Regions from separate parts of the Homo sapiens genome. Here region 1 is linked to region 2. Evidence: chromatin loops called from intact Hi-C (ENCODE). Cell type or tissue: PC-9. All regions are shown on one strand.

Region 1 (8,000 bases), 130 kb after region 2:
TCAGTTTTGAAGGTAAATGCTGGTTTATCAGGATGACAATGGGCATGGAAATTCTGGGTAGCAGGAACAACATTGATAGTGACAGGAGGCAGTCAGATGCCTAGGCAGATAGGGGTGAGTCCCCAGCAAAATCCCACCTCCAAGTCGAAGACCATGTAAAGCCTGAAAGCCAAGTTACAAGTTAAATGCTGGGACCAGATTGAGAACCTGTCTTCCCATTTGGTGTGCTTTCCTCTGATTGGTCTCTGCCTTTCACCCATTTTACATATACCTACCCTTTCCTAATTGGTTTTCTACATTGTGGTGCCCACCTTTGAGTGGTGTCTTTGCTTTAAACTTTTTTGCATACTCACAAACCAATCAGCATGCACTCCCCATTCTGAGTCCATAAAAAGCCCCAGACCCAATCACACAGGGAGAAACCACCCGACTGTGGGGGCGGGGGTACCTTCCTCCCACCCTGCATCCCCTCTCTTCTGAGAGCTGTTCTGTCACTCAATAAAATCCTCTGCTGTCATCACCCTTCAGTCATCAGTGTGATGTCATTTTTCTTGGTTGCTGGACAAGAGCTTAGGACCCACTGAGCACAGGTACTCTGAAAAGCTGTAGTACTGGCCCTTGCCCTTGCCAGCAGAGAGCAGCCACCCTGCACAATGGAGCAATGGACCGACTGAGCTGCTAACATGCTGCCATAAGGCTGCGGACAGTGGAACTACAAGAGCTAATTATCACACTAACACCTGCTCTGGGGCTTCAGGGTCAAGGGCATCCCTCCCTGGGCACTGCCCTATTCCCTTCGAGGTAACATGCCTGGCTTGGCCATGGGCCCTGCACAGAGCTTGCTCCTGTGTTGGTGGTCAGAGTGGCTGGCCAGGTTCCACACTTGCTCGCTCACATGCTCCCTCCTGCAAGGGGCTGAGCATGGCAGGCCAAGTAGAGGGGGCACCCCTGCTGCGAATCCAGCAAAGGGGCTGAAAAAAATCCTTCTTTGACATGGCTAAGATGTCGAGGCATGAACCAATGTAGTGTGCTCAGGAAATACAAATAATTTGGCACTGGTGGTTCTGAAACTGTAAGGTTTAAGGAGAAATAGGGAAATATGAGGCTGGAAAGATACTCCAGGCCTGTGTCATGGTGCCTTATATTCTATAATAAGGGTCTTGGGATTTATCTGGTAGTCACTGGAAAGCCATTCAATTGCTTTAAACAAAGGACTGACCACTGAGATTTGGAATTCTTGTTGAGATTTTTTTGTGGAGCAGTATTTCTCCCAAGAGCACATACATTAAAATCTTCTGTTGTGCCTGTTAAAAATTCAGAGCCCTGAACTCCATCCTGGTATAAAGCAAAAATAAAATTTTAATCCCCTTGACCATCCCAATGGCCCCTTCTCTTGGCAAGGGCATTCCAAAGTTAAATGGAAAAACTAGTTTTAGACCATGATGGGAAGGGGGTGTTGGAACTCCTTCCTTTTGGAATTACTGATAGAACAGACTTTTTAAGTCTGATAAGAAACATTTACAATCTATTCTCAAAGTCTGCTACCAGGAGGCTTCACCTGCATGATAAAACCTTGGTCTCCACAACTCCTTATCTTAACCCAGACAGTCCTAAGTTTTTAGACAATAACCTAACTGTTTCAATCCATGCCAATCAATAAGTCTTTAAATCTGCCTATGACTTGGAGGCCCTTCCTTCCAAGTAGTTGTCCTGCCTTTCTGGACCAAACGAATGTACATCCTATGTGTATCTGATAGATGTCTCATGTCTCCCTAAAATCTGTAAAACTAAGCTGTACCCCAACCACTTTGGGCACATGTTCTCAGGATCTCCTGAGGGTTGTGTCACAGGCCGTTGGTCACTCATATTTGGCTCAGAATAAATCTCTTCAAATATTTTACAGAGTTTGACTCTTTTTGTCAACACTGGGTTTACTGAATCAGAATCCTGGTGGAAAACTTTGGAATCTGTGTATTTAACCTTCCAAGAAGATCCCCTTGCACCCTGCAGTTTTGAACACATTGCTCTCAGGGGTACGGGGTTGAAAAGGTGGGCAAGACTGAATGCAGAGAGGTCATCTAGGAGGTGATGTCACTCCAAGTGAGAAAGTTTGAAGTAGTGTCAATGGGGATAGAAGATAGAATATGATAAGCTTGAGAGATATTTTGGGGATAAAATCACATGTAGTTGGTGCTTGGATAGACTGAGTGAAGAAGAAGGTTTCAAGCCAGGTTTCTGTCTTAATTGTCGGGTGGTGCATTAATAGTTATTATTAAAGTTTTAATAAGTTATACTTTTCCTTTTATATATAATTTAAAAAATTTGATACATTCCTAAATTTGATTATTGTTTCCTTTCAGGGCCAACTTGTTTTGTTGTTGAATTTTATGGTAGAAATAAAATGAAAAAATGTCACTTCATTAAAATCTGTTATACTCAACTTGTCAGGAAAACATTTATTTATTCAGTTGTAGATCCCAAAGTACCTATTTGTCAAAGTACCTAAAATGAATAAATAGCTTTATTTCTGATATCTCTGGAAGAAATTATACTTGCAAAACTTAAAGTCTAATTCAGCATCCAGCCAAAGTTATTGGAAGTATCAGCCAATGAGCTGGAGACACAGCAAGGCTTAGTAGATAGATCTTTCAAGTCAGGCAGAACCCAATAAAATTATTAAATATGTATATATGTCTCTGTCACTGTCCCTTTTCCATCTCTTCCTTTCTGGTCCTGTCCTGAAGAAGAGACTCCTACATACTACTTGTATCTATTGTTGCTACTAATTCTTGTTAACTGATGTGCTGACAAATAAGAACCAAACATAGAATTATTTTGGGAAGGTGGTGGATATTATAAAGCCCACCCATTTCTGCACTTCCCTACATTTCTCAGACTCCTGTGCAGTTAGGTTGGCCATGTGACTGATTTCTGGCTAATGGAATGTGGGTGGAAATGGTGTTCTCTACTTGTAAGCTTCTTGATCTTCCATGCTCTGAATCTGAAATATCCTGCATATCTACCATGCTCTCCTTATCTCATTCCTGGTCCTCTAAAATGGCTCCAGACATCTGCATCAGACTTTGCATGAGCAAGAAATACTTTTATCATGTTAGTCTGCTGAGATTCCAGCTTATTCTGTAACATAGCATTGCTGACTCTGATCAATGCATAGGGGTATTCTCAATTTTATGGGTGACTACTAACGGTATTTAAGTTAAAAATGGATGAAACTAGGCTGGGTGTGGTGGCTCATGCCTGTAATCCCAGCACTTTGGGAGGCCGAGGTGGGTGGATCACAAGGTCAGGAGTTCAAGACCAGCCTGGCCAATATGGCGAAACCCCGTCTGTACTAAAAAATACAAAAATTAGCCAGGCGTAGTGGTGAGCACCTGTAGTCCAAGCTACTTGGGAGGCTGAGGCAGGAGAATCGCTTGATCTCGGGAGGCGGAGGTTGCAGTGAGCCAAGATCGTGCCATTGCACTCCAGCCTGGGCAACAGAGTGAGACTCTGTCTCAAAAAAAAAAAAAAAAAAGGGTGAAACTAATGATGGAATGATACGCATTGAGGTGACTCTTTAGGGATAAAGGAGAACTCTTCTGGTACAGACTTAAGTTACATCATAAAGATACCCTCCTTGAGCCCTAAGGCTGTTTCTTGACATCAGAACTTATCTTTTATGTGCCTGGTCCTGCTCCCATCATGTTTTCAGTTTTTTTCTTTTTTTTCTTACTTACAGAGTGGGGTGATTAATACCCATGTGATGGAATTATTGTGGAGATTAAAAGAGGTGCCATATGTAAAATGTCTAGACCAGCGCCTAGCACATAGCAGGCGCCAGAGCCATCCTGGGAGAGCATCAGAAATGCGATCCCATAATTAACTTTGTAAACTTCTGATGTGATTCACAGATGGGTGTTATTTACATTAGTGACATCTAGTAGTTTTAAAGTTCTTACTTAAAATTTGAACTCTCTAAATTTCAGTGTCATAGGGCTCTGACTACTCTGCCCAAGTTGCTGCACTGATAAGTGTCCAATAAATGTTAGGTATCTATTGTTGTTTTCCTATTGTTCTTCAAAAGGAGGTGAAAGTAACATTGCCATTGTGGGGATTGTTTGTTCTACAGGCTTGGGCTGGGAAGGCCGGATCTCCATGGCCAGGCTGTTAGCTGGGCAGTGGTGTGCAACTGATTGGACTGGTGCCAGTCTGACTGACTCGTTTTAAAGGTCAGAACAACTAGACTGAACCATGGGCATAATAACTATATGTTCTAATCATGCTTATCCTCAAATTGTTTCTTTCTGTAAACAAAAGCAGGAAGAGCATCACATGGGGGTGGAATGGTGCATTTCGAAAGACCTGAGATCAGACCTCCATAGTTCCCAGCTTTGCTGCTGTGTGACAGTGCAGACTTATTTAACCTCTGTGGCTTCATTTCCTCACCTTTGAAATGAGAGCATTAGACTAGAGGATCTTAAGGGTCCTTTCTCTAACCTACCAGAACCTAAACATAGTTGAAGTTCCACATGACTCAGCCTCTGTGAAAGAATGAATTCAAAGGAATGGTCTGGTATCTAAATGGTAATTAGGATTCTTCAAATATTTTTGCAGTCTCTCAGTAAACTGCCAAAGTGGAGTGTGCATTTTTTTTTTTTGGAACGGAGTATTCTTTTTTAAAAAACAGCTTTATTGAGGCGTCATTTACATACCATACAATTCATCCATTTAAAGTATACAATTCGATGTTAGTGTGGGGTATGCATTCTTACTATAGAAAAAGCATCTTAAAATCTACTTTACTGTTATCTTCATTTTCTTCCATATGGATATCAGGTGATCCCCAAAGCTCTTAATCTCCAACTATTATCTCACAAACCCCAAACTCCCTGGCACCTATTCCACATGATTTTCTGGTCTCTCTCCCTCCTTCCTCTTGCTGCCTCTCTCAGCTCTTTAATATATACACAAACGGGGATTTCTCCACTCTTCTGTTTTCCCTCTATTTGCTCATTATTTAGATTCTGAGCAACAAATGAGAGTCCAAGAGCAACCTGAGCAGGTGAGACATTTTCCCTATTAGACATGAAAAAGAGGCATGGATGTGAAGTCCCACACCTAAATATTCTTTTAAATTTCTATTGCCCTATGGGCACACCGTGACTTACTCTTCCACTTGTTCTTCCTCTGGGCAGTTCCAGTCAGCTTTGCCATTGTGCATAACAGGAAGTGGAGTGCTCTTGCAAGGAAGGCCTAGAGTTTCAGGAGACAAACCATTGAGTTAATTTCTAACAGATTAACACAGATTCCACTTGTCTCGTTCATGCTATAAAACTGCAAGCCTACAGTTGCCTTTGTTTTCACTTCTACCTAAGATGAGCAGGGCTCTGATGCTATCTCTGGGATGGCATGGGTGTGTCTGTGCAAGGGCAGGCCTTCCTTGTCTGCCAGAGCAGGCCCCTGCCTGATAAGGCCACGCCAGGCCTCTCAGCTCCCTAGGGAGTCATCCCATGCATTGTGAAAATTTTACCATGACCCAGTTTGTTCCGTGTGTTGTTTTATTGAATTTCATACTGATGAACGTCAATTATTATTAAGTACCTGCTGTGTTCCAAATATGCCCTAAGCATTTTGTGTAATACAAGGGGGTCCTCAGCATCATGTAGTTTTAAAATGGAGATGTATAATGATAATTGACATTATCATATTAGAACTAAATAGAAGCTTATCTTTTAGGGCAAATTTGAATTCTTTTTTAAAAAAATTGCAAGTGTCTTTGTAATTGATTAATAAACAATACATTGTTTATTGTAAATTTTTTTGTAATACAGAGATGCATGAAGAAGAAAGTATAAAGGATGAGAAATTCTGCTTCCTAGAAATAACTACTGTTAGAGTTTTGATGAACATTCTTTGAGACATCTTGCTATACATACACACACATATATATTATACATACATAATTTTACATAAATGGATTTATAATATGCTTACTATTTGTAACCTGCTTTTTTTTTTCCACTCAGCAGTATGTCAGGAACTGGTTTCCCTATCAATAAATGTAGACCCACCTAATTATATCCAAATGTAGCAGAATGTTCAATTGTATCACCATAAGTTATTCAACTAATCCCTTATTAATGGAATTTAAATAATTTCTAATTCCTTAAAATATTATAAGCAATCATTGCACCTGTCTGCAGTTATACTCTTAGCACGCATTCCCTGGACGTGGATTTGCTGGGTCAAAGGATATGAGCATTGAAACTTTTGAGACGTAATGCCACACTTGGCTCAAACACCAACCCCCTTGATTCAGATGCTGTTGATGACCCACTCATATCTTCTTGGTCCACTCCGGAGGTCTCTCAGATGGAACAAGTTTATAGCCTGTTGAGTGTCTCCACCAGGAATATTTGCTAGCTGTGGAGCCCGTTCACAGGCAGGGAAGCATGAAGTGCTGGAAGTGCACTGGGAGTTAATGTGACCCCTAACTACAAAATGATGGGAACTGGTGGATAAATGCTCCAGTTTCCTTTCCCCGAGGTGGGACTATTCTAATGTGTGTTGTACACAGTCCCTAGGAGAATTTAGTCTAGTTGCCTGTAGTAGTATCCTGCTCATTTAACTCACAAGTTATTTGCTTTCCTCCCTTACTACCTGACTGCCCCACTCCTTTACTGGGCTTCGTGGGACTTCTACTCAAATCCTAGTCTCAGGGTCTGCTTTTGCAGGAGCCCAAATGAAGACATCCTTCATATTACAGGTGAAAGTTGTGGTAGGTACAATAATGGCCCCTTAAAGATATCCATATCTTAGATCGCTGGAACTTGTGAAAACATTACCTTACTTGGAAAAAGGGACTTTCGAAATGTAATCACATATGTAATCACATCTTAAGAACCTTGAGATAGGAAAGTTATCCTGTATTATCTGGGTGGCCCTGGTATGATCACAAGGGTCCTTAAAAGTGGAGAAGAGAGGCAGAAGAAGAGAGTCAGAAGGAGATGTGAAGAATCAGAGATGCAGCATTTCTGGCTTTGAAGATGGAGGAGGGCCATGAGCCAAGGAGTGTGGGTGGCCTCTATAAGCTGGAAAAGGCACGAAAACAGATTTACCCCTGGAGCCTCCAGCAAGGAACCTAGTTCTGCTGACACCTTGAATTTAGCCCAGTGACTTCTGTATTGGACTTCTAACCTACAGTACTGTAAGATAATAAATTTGTGCCACATTTGTGGTAATCTGTTATGGCAGCAATAAAAAACGAACACAAAAAGTTAAACAATACAAGGCAACTGGTGCCAGAAGCATCATATGGCAGTGCCTATTGTTCCAAAAGAGGAGCGTGAACAGTGAGGCTGAGAGAAGGATGAAATCATGAAACTTGTTCCTTCCTCTTGAGCACAGAGTGGTTTGCCTGTGGGTGTTTAGAGTAGTGGCTTAATGACCACTAAATATAGGCCTGTGGCCAGAAACCCTCCCAATGAGCTGAGGGTTTGTATGAATTTTAATTTACTTGAAAATTCCATCAGATTTCTGAAAATTTTAGTGTGTATAAAAATTATCTGGGAAAATAAAAAGTTAAAAAAAAGATCATCTGAGGAATTTGTTCAAAATGTAGATTCTTGGATCCCATTTGCCTGAGGTTCTAATTCAAAGGTCTGGAATAAGGTCCAGGAATTTGCATTTAAAACCAGGTTACTCTGACACACATTGCTTTAGGGGACTTTCCTACTAGAACCCTCTGCTCTTTGGCAGTTGTGGGGGAGGTCTACACGGCACCCACTTTGTCAGGCATTTGCGTAGGTAAGGTGAGAAGAGAAAGGAATCACTAGAAATTGTCTATTATTGTATCACATCCAAATATCCTAGTTTTGTTTCTGTTTGGGGGTGTCAGTCACAACAGTCATTAGCATCAACCAGAAGCCCGAGTGTAATAGATGGGGTGGCCTGTGTCACCAGAGGCAGAGCATCTGGGCCCTGGGCCCCTGAGGATTGTC
Region 2 (8,000 bases):
GAGGTGCAGTGGCTCATGCCTGTAATCCCAGCACTTTCGTAGGCCAAGGTGGGAGGAACACTTGAGGTCAAGAGTTCGAGACCAGCCTGAGGAAATAGCGAAATCCAGTCTCTACAAAAAAGGAGGAAGAGGAGAAGGAGAAAAGGTGCACAAATTCCTAATTTTTTTCCTCCACTTTATAAAAGAAAGGCATTGTCCTGACCTATCCCAAATACTGCTGTAGTTATGCAAGCTGTCATGGGCCACACATAGGTGAAATCTTCATAGTAATTCATTGAGCTATCATAAACCCACAAGACTTGCTAAATTTCTCTTCTTTATAAATATTTATGGGTAAAGCTTTGTATATTGTGGCTAGTGTACACTGTATTATTCAATGAGGGATTTAGAACACATTTTTATCAAATCATAAAATATGCATTACAATTACTATGAGTCCATCCTACAAAATGTTTAAAATTGTTAACTTTTTATTTACAAAATATATTATTTTAAAAATAGCTGCTAAATTTGTTTTTAGTAGACTAAAGCATTCTGTTTCATTAGATTTATTTTAAAAGTTGAATCATGATTTTTCTCAAGACAGGCATTTCCAGTAAATCTGTGGCCAAGATTGTCGAGCTGTTTACCCAAAGCATTTCTAGAATGCTAGACTGCATTCCTGTCCTCCTGCTCTTTCAGGTTTGCCAATATAATTGGTTCTGGTTATTGGAAAGCAGATGAAGTAAGGGGCTCCACTTCTAGACTTGGCCACGTGCCATCTTCATGCTCATTCCTTTCTTCTTCAGCTATACAGAAGCCATATGTTGAAAACAACAGAGCCCTGAGGAGTAGCCCTGAATCACTACCTAGTCCTTTTGGGGACTCTATATTAAATCAAGAAATAGCTTTTAATTATATTAAGCCACAAGATTTTGAACTTTATCTGTTACAGTAGCTAATATTAACTTAAGTGATAATAACAAATTTACTACTTATGTTTAATAATTACCAAAATGTGTATATATTGTTGTTGTCTCGATCAATTCTATATTAATATTTGTAATAACTCAAGAAAAGTTTTTATCAACTAGAACCACTTATAGTCAGAGTAAAGTAAAATTTTAAATTATGTACTTATTTTTGTTTTAATACATTTACATATCTGGTCAATAATATTTTCAAACATAAAAACATTATGATAAAAATCTGGAAAAAATGGGATAGAATACAAGCTCAAGGAGAAAAAGGAAAGATGTAAGCTTTCTAAAAGTTAAAGAATAACTTGCTCATATATTTAAAAAAATAGATCCAAATGTTATATATTTGGATTTCGTTGGATTCGCTTAAAATGAAATTTATAATATGCTGGAAATTATGACCTATGCAATTATTTAAAATTATAAAAAGCTTAGATGTCAGCTTAAAGCTTCATGAGGGATATATAGCTTATGAAAATTATTTTAGGGGGTTTTCAAGCAAAAAAGTGTAAATGCACTGACAAAAGGGGGAAGGTGCATGCTTTGGAGTTAAGTAGCCCTGCATCCAAACTCTGCTTTTGCTATATGACTGGGCAAGTTAGATTAACCCATTGGCCCTTATTCTGCTCAATAAATTAAATGAAAATACATGTAAAGTGCTATCTGGCACTAACCTGCTCTTGCTATTAAAAATCTTAAGTACTTCTAGGAAGGAAAAATTAGCCACTCAGGTGAAAATTAATTAATCAGAGCCCATATTTCTGAGAGTAGATTAAAAAATTAGGTACAGAGGGGAAAGAACTTATTTGGGAGAGAAAGGATAATTTTAGAACATGTAGTATAAGCCAAGAGAAGAAGCTCTGTTACATGGCAGAATGATACTGGATGGGACCCTATTTTGGAGGACATCCGGAAAGGTTGGCGAGGCTGTACATAAAGGAAAAGTGAGAAGAAAGCATACATTTGCTTTCATTTGCCTTGGTTCTAGTCTACCATGCAATGAAAATAGCTCTCATATTTTAAAGTCACTCAAAAGATTGCTTTTAAGTGGGTGTAATGATTTTATATGTACCCTAAATTACAGCATGTGCTTTATGAACCTCCTCCCTTGTGTTCCACGTGACTCCTATTTTAAGTAGATTCAAAGTGATTCCAGAGTTAACCAGGTCAATTACCACCTGTGCTTGTTTCCTTTAATTCTTTTAAATCCCTGAGAGAAAATAAGACATTAAGTTAGCAATTTCTTTTTCTAATACCCCTGATTACAGTGTGTACCTATTGAGACATCGGATAAACGCTAGCGGCCATGGCTGGAACGGAAGCTAGGGAAGGCTGTGGAGTTGCAAAAGTTCCTGCCTGCTAAACAGGGCAGATGCAGTTAAAATAATACCTGGCATTGTCTGACCGTTCTATTCCTTCATGAGCCACCTTAAAATTCAGATTTGTTGCTAGAGTTCTTATATTTAGGAAGGGATCAGAGAAAGTCACAAGAGAACCATATTTTGAAAAACAGTAGCCAATGTTGGTAGAAGTATAAATTGGTAGAAAACCTCTATGGTTAAAAATTTAGCAATAGCTTTCAAAATTTTAAGTGCATTTGCCATTTGACCTGGCAATTCCACTTCTAGGAATTTACCCTGCAAATAAAATCTTTGCACATGTGTGCAAAGATGTAAATACTCATATAGTCATTACTTTAAATAGCACAAGATTATAATGAGTATTTGTCAATAAAAGTGATTAATTTTTATTGTATGGTCATATAATGGAATTCCATGAAGTATGACAGCTCAACAGTTGATAAGGAAGAATGGAATATTCCTTAAGGAGTGATCTGTAAGATATATTAACTAAAAAAGGCAAGGCACACAGCATTATGTCTTCCACCTTTTGGTTAAAAAAATATACAAATATGTTCATACTGTATACATGAATATCCTTACAAGGATAAATAATAAAGTGATAATAATGGCTGCCTGTAGAAAGAGTTATATGAGAGAGAATTTTTATCCTATCACCTTTTGAATTTTGTGTTATATGCATATTTAAAAAAAAATTTTTTTAGAAAGTTCCTAAACTTCACGAGGCTGAGAAACTAAGATGTATTGCTGTTGCCTGGTCTTAACAGCCCAAATACAATATAGAAGACAATGTGTGGTGCAAAAGCATTTGGTTTTGTTATAAAGACAAATAGTACAGCATCTATGTATATCCTTCTGGACTTGTGGGTGTTGGGATTTTAAGCAGGAGATAATAAATTATGCCCCCTTTGTTCCCCTTCAGTGTGCTGCAACAAATCAGATATACCCAGGATGCAGACAGAAAGGGAGCAAAATAGCCATCACTACCAATAGTGCTGGATTTGACAACTGGGTTTAATACCTATGCCTTTGCTCAGATAATTAAACTTGCCATCCAGAGACAGCTGGACAAATGCAGGCCTCTCCTTAGAGGCAACCAGCTTAACACTTAGAAGAGGAGGAAGAGATGAGGGAAGATCAGTCAGTTCCACAGGGAGTTATGGCTGGTAAGAGGAAGGGAGAGAATTGCTGAGCAGGGCAGCTTGGTTCCTCTGCCAGTCTCATCAATCACTCATACATGGGGAAGAGTTGGGAGCAGCGGGGAGGAGGAAAGAAATACTTTTTCCAGTACAAATGCCTGAAGGGTTTCAAATTTCTATTCTGTGGACTCTGGCAGGAACACTGGGAGGAGGACAGACTGGTTTCTCCTGAAAGCAGCCAGCACTGCTGCCATCCAGGGCTCTCCTTGCTGCCTGTCACCTGTGCCAGCTGTTCCCTCACAGTTCCCTTGCATCACCTGTCTCCTTTGCTCACACTGGTTTGATTACTGCCCCTTGCATGCCTTGCACAGTTTCCTACCTTTTGCACTCAAAATAGTAATGATCCCCTTTTCTCCCCAATTGGCTCTTCAGGTCCAAATCGAGCTCTAGCTCTGGCAGTCCCAGGGACAGCATCTTTGTGCTCCTCTGAGCCTTTTCAGAACTTGTTTTCTGACCCCTGTTTTGGCCCCAGCATGTGCTGCCCGTCTTGTTACATTTCTCTTTATGATTCCAGGCTTTACTTTCTTTGCTTTTCAGTCCTAAAGTAATCCATCAAGCTTAACTTTTTAAAAAAGAAACCCTATGGGCTGCAGTTATACAATATATACCTGGATAACTAAGATAAATTTGGACTCATTTTCATATCCCAAATATTGTATGGAAGACAATGTGTGGTAGAGGGATTAAGATGTCCTTTCCTAGACTGTGGAACTTAGTGTGCAATGAGGGAAATTTAATCTCTCTCCCTGCCCCCATCTCCTGTTTCCCAGGATACTGTGGCAATTGTTTGTTCATAGATGCCTCATAAGCTCTTGGAGGCGACTGAGAATTAAGTTGCTTATTAATTCATTTAGTCTTGACCTACATATGGTTGAATAATCACAGGGCCATCTGTCCTCCTTAATTAACATGCAGAGATGAAGAGATTTCTTTCTACCTTCTGTGGATTGTGTGTGAATCCTGTCAAGAGGGCCCCAAAACGACTGCTGCCAGAGTCCTGGCAATTGCTTATAAGTGAAACCAACAGCTAATGGGGAGGGCTTTTGTTGTTTTCTCTTATTTTGTCTTTTTTAAGAGCCCTCCTGTTGTGATTAGCCCTTGCTATTTCACCAGCTGAAGGCAATCTCATAAATGAATCAGCAATAGTATATCTCCTTTCAGGTTGGGAAGATAGAATGAGAGGCTTTCCCAGATGCCTGTGAGTTTCATCTCTCACAGGCTTCCAGGCTTCTCACAAAGCCCTCACCCTTGGCTGTGTGAAATAGACGGATTAAAACACTGTATTACAGAGCATTGCTTCTTCTTGGTTGTTGACATGAAGTGTGATGGGTTAAGAAGCTGTCAACTAAAACCAGACAAACCCTTATTGATGAACCTTGGAGTATCTGTGAACTTTTATGACCAGAAAATTCTACTTAACAGTTATCAAGGACCTGACCAGATGCTTCATAGCTCTTGGGACGGATGATTAATAGTTGTGTGAGTAATAATAGCTTCTGTGTTAGAGTGCTTTACAGTACACGAAAACCTGTTCACACACTTTACGTCACTTGAGCCTCAAGATATCTCTGTGAGGTAGGGCAGGTAGTATAATCCCCATTTTACAGATCAATGAAAATAAAAGCATAAGTAAACTGAGCCTTAGAGCGCTAAGAGAATTATTAAGGCCCACTCCTTTTAAATGCAGAGGCAGGACTAGAATTCTGATTCTGGTCCCCTTGTGCAGTGCTCTTTCCAATATTGTACCCTGTTGGAGTTTTCATACATCCCTTAATTACAGTGCCATATGCCATGTCCATTTAGCTGTAATGTGACCACAAGCTGCAATATACTGTGAGGAGTGCAGGGTGGACCATTCTGACCAAAGACATTAAATGGGATCTTGCCAGAGGTGGAGAACTGTGAGATAACCTGAATTTTGAGTTTCCCCTTTTTCTCTTGAATGTGTCCACCACATACCCAAATTCACCTGCATAAAAATGATGACTACCAAAACAATCTTGAAAAAGAACAAAGTTGGAAGACCCACACTTCCCAACATCAAAACTTACTACAAAGCTACAGTAATCAAAACAGTGTGGTGCTGGCATGCAGACAGACATATAGACCAGTGGAATAGAATGGTGTGTCTAGAAATAAGTCCTCACATATACAGGCATCCACTGTAGGATGACATTTTGGTCAATGATGGACTGCGTGTACAACAGTGGTCCTATAAGATAATGGAGCTGGGCCGGAGGCGGTGGCTCATGCCTGTAATTCCAGCACTTTGGGAGGTCGAGGTGGGCAGATCACCTGAGGTCAGGAGTTAGAGACCAGCCTGGCCAACATGGTGAAACCCCCTATCTATTAAAAATATCAAAAATTAGCTGGGCATAGTGGCGGGCACCTGTAATCCCAGCTACTCAGGAGGCTGAGACAGGAGAATCGCTTGAACCCGGGAGGCAGAGGTTGCAGTGAGCCGAGATCACGTAATTGCACTCCAGCCTGGGCAACAAGAGTGAAACTCCGTCTCAAAAAAAAAAAAAAAAAAAAAGACAATGGAGCTGAAAAATTCCTATTGCCTAGTGATGTCATAATGTCATGACATTACTCATGTGTTTGTGGTGATGCTGGTATAAACACACCTACTCTGCTGCCAGTCATAAAAGTATAGCACATTTAGGTACAGTACATAGTACTTGACAATAAACAACTATGTAACTGGTTTATGTATTTATTATACTTTTCAATTATCATTTTAGTGTTTACTCCTTCTACTTATTAAAAAAACAAAACAAAACTATAAAACAGCCTTAGCCAGGTCCTTCAAGAGGCATTCCAGAAGAAGGCATTGTTATCATAGGAGATGACAGCTCCTTGTGTTTCATTGCCCCTGAAGACCTTCTGGTAGGACTGGATATGAAGGGGAAGACAGTGATATTGATGATCTTGACCTTATGTAGGCCTAGGCTAATGTGTGTGTGTCTTAGTTTTTATAAAAAAAAGTTTAAAAAATTAAAAAAATAAAAAATTTTAAAAACAGAGAAAAGCTTATGGAATAAGGATATAAAGGATTTTTGTCTTTTTTTAAAGTTTAAAAAGTTAAAAAAAAATTTTAAAAATTGAAAAAAGCTTATAGAATAAAGATTAAAAAAACTCTGCACAACTATTTTTGAAACTTTTTTATAGTATGTGTTTTAAGCTAAGTGTTATATCAAAACATTAAAAATATTGAAATGCTTATAAAGTAAAAAAGTTACAGTAAGCTAAGGTTAACTTATTGAAGAAAGACAAATATATTTTATAAAGGTGTAGCCCAAGTGTACAGTGTTTATAAAATCTACAGTAGGGTAAAGTAATATCTAGGCCTTCACATTCACTCACCACTCACTCACTGACTCACCCAGAGCAATTTTCAATCCTGCAAGTCCCATTCATGCTAAGTGCCCCAAACAGGTATACCATTTTTATCTTTTATACTTTATTTTTATTGTACCTTTACCATATTTCCTGTATAGATGAGTCTACTTTTATGAGCTACTTAGAATAGGCAAGTTCAGAGACAGAACCTATATCAGAGATTCCTGTCTAGATATGTTTAGATACACAAATACCTGTGTTACAATTGTCTACAGTATTCAGTAGAGTAACATTTGTGCAGATATGTAGCCTAGGAGCAATAGCTTTACCATATAAGCTAGGTGTGTAGGAGGCTATACCATCCAGATTTGTCTAAGTACACTCTATGATGTTTCCACAATGATGAAATTGCCTAATGACACATTTCTCAGGACATATCCCTGTTGTTAAGCAACACGACAGTATAGTCAATTAATTTTTGACAGTAGAGACAAGACCATTCAATGGGGAAAGGATTACCTATTCAACAAATGGGGCTGGGAAAGCTGGGTATCCACATGCAGAGAATGAAGTTGGACCCTTAATTATACCACATACAGAAATTAACTCAAAATGAACCAAAGACCTAAATTTAAGACACAAACTATAAAACTCTTAGAAGAAAACCTAGGGGAAATCTTCATGACCTTGAATTTGACAATGGTTTCTTAAGTATGTCAACAAAAGCACAGGAAACAAAAGAAAAAATAGATATTAGACATCATCAAAATTAGAAACTTTTGTGCATCAAAAGATACCATAAAGAGAATGAAAAACAATTGTGGAAGAAAATATTTACCAACCACATATCTGATCAGGGATTAGTATCCAGAATATATAAGGAACTCCTATAGCTCAACAACAAAAAAAACCTCAGTTCAAATATAGATGAAGGACTTGAATAGGCATTTCTCCAAAGAAGATATACAAAAGACCAATAAACACATGAAAAGATGCTCAACATCATTAGCCATTAGGGAAATGCAGATCAAAACCCAAATGAGAAACACTCGAGTTATTCCCTAATAACTAATGGGCTTTTTTTTTTAACTCCTCTTACTATTATTCCCAGTTGAATGGGCTATTCTAAAGCAAACTAA

The links. Hi-C counts contacts between places; a loop is a spot of excess contacts. Peaks named below come from ENCODE experiments on the same cell type or tissue, not always from the same donor. Only the 100,000 strongest peaks of a DNase experiment are listed, where the experiment ranks them.
Region 1: it touches region 2 in a loop (9-fold over the local background); 2 of 110 quality-filtered maps call a loop at or near these places.

The regions. Positions count from the first base shown.
Region 1 is chr4:128,350,151-128,358,150 of GRCh38, forward strand. No RefSeq gene overlaps it. Among named protein-coding and RNA genes, the nearest start is that of PGRMC2, 66 kb to the left of the region's middle. RefSeq lists enhancers at 1-280, 315-853. In PC-9, no CTCF peak of the experiment used is centred here; DNase peaks (open chromatin) are centred at 3,901 and 4,421; H3K4me3 peaks cover 455 bases; H3K27ac peaks cover 3,253 bases.
Region 2 is chr4:128,224,650-128,232,649 of GRCh38, forward strand. No RefSeq gene overlaps it. Among named protein-coding and RNA genes, the nearest start is that of PGRMC2, 59 kb to the right of the region's middle. In PC-9, no CTCF peak of the experiment used is centred here; a DNase peak (open chromatin) is centred at 3,662; H3K27ac peaks cover 912 bases.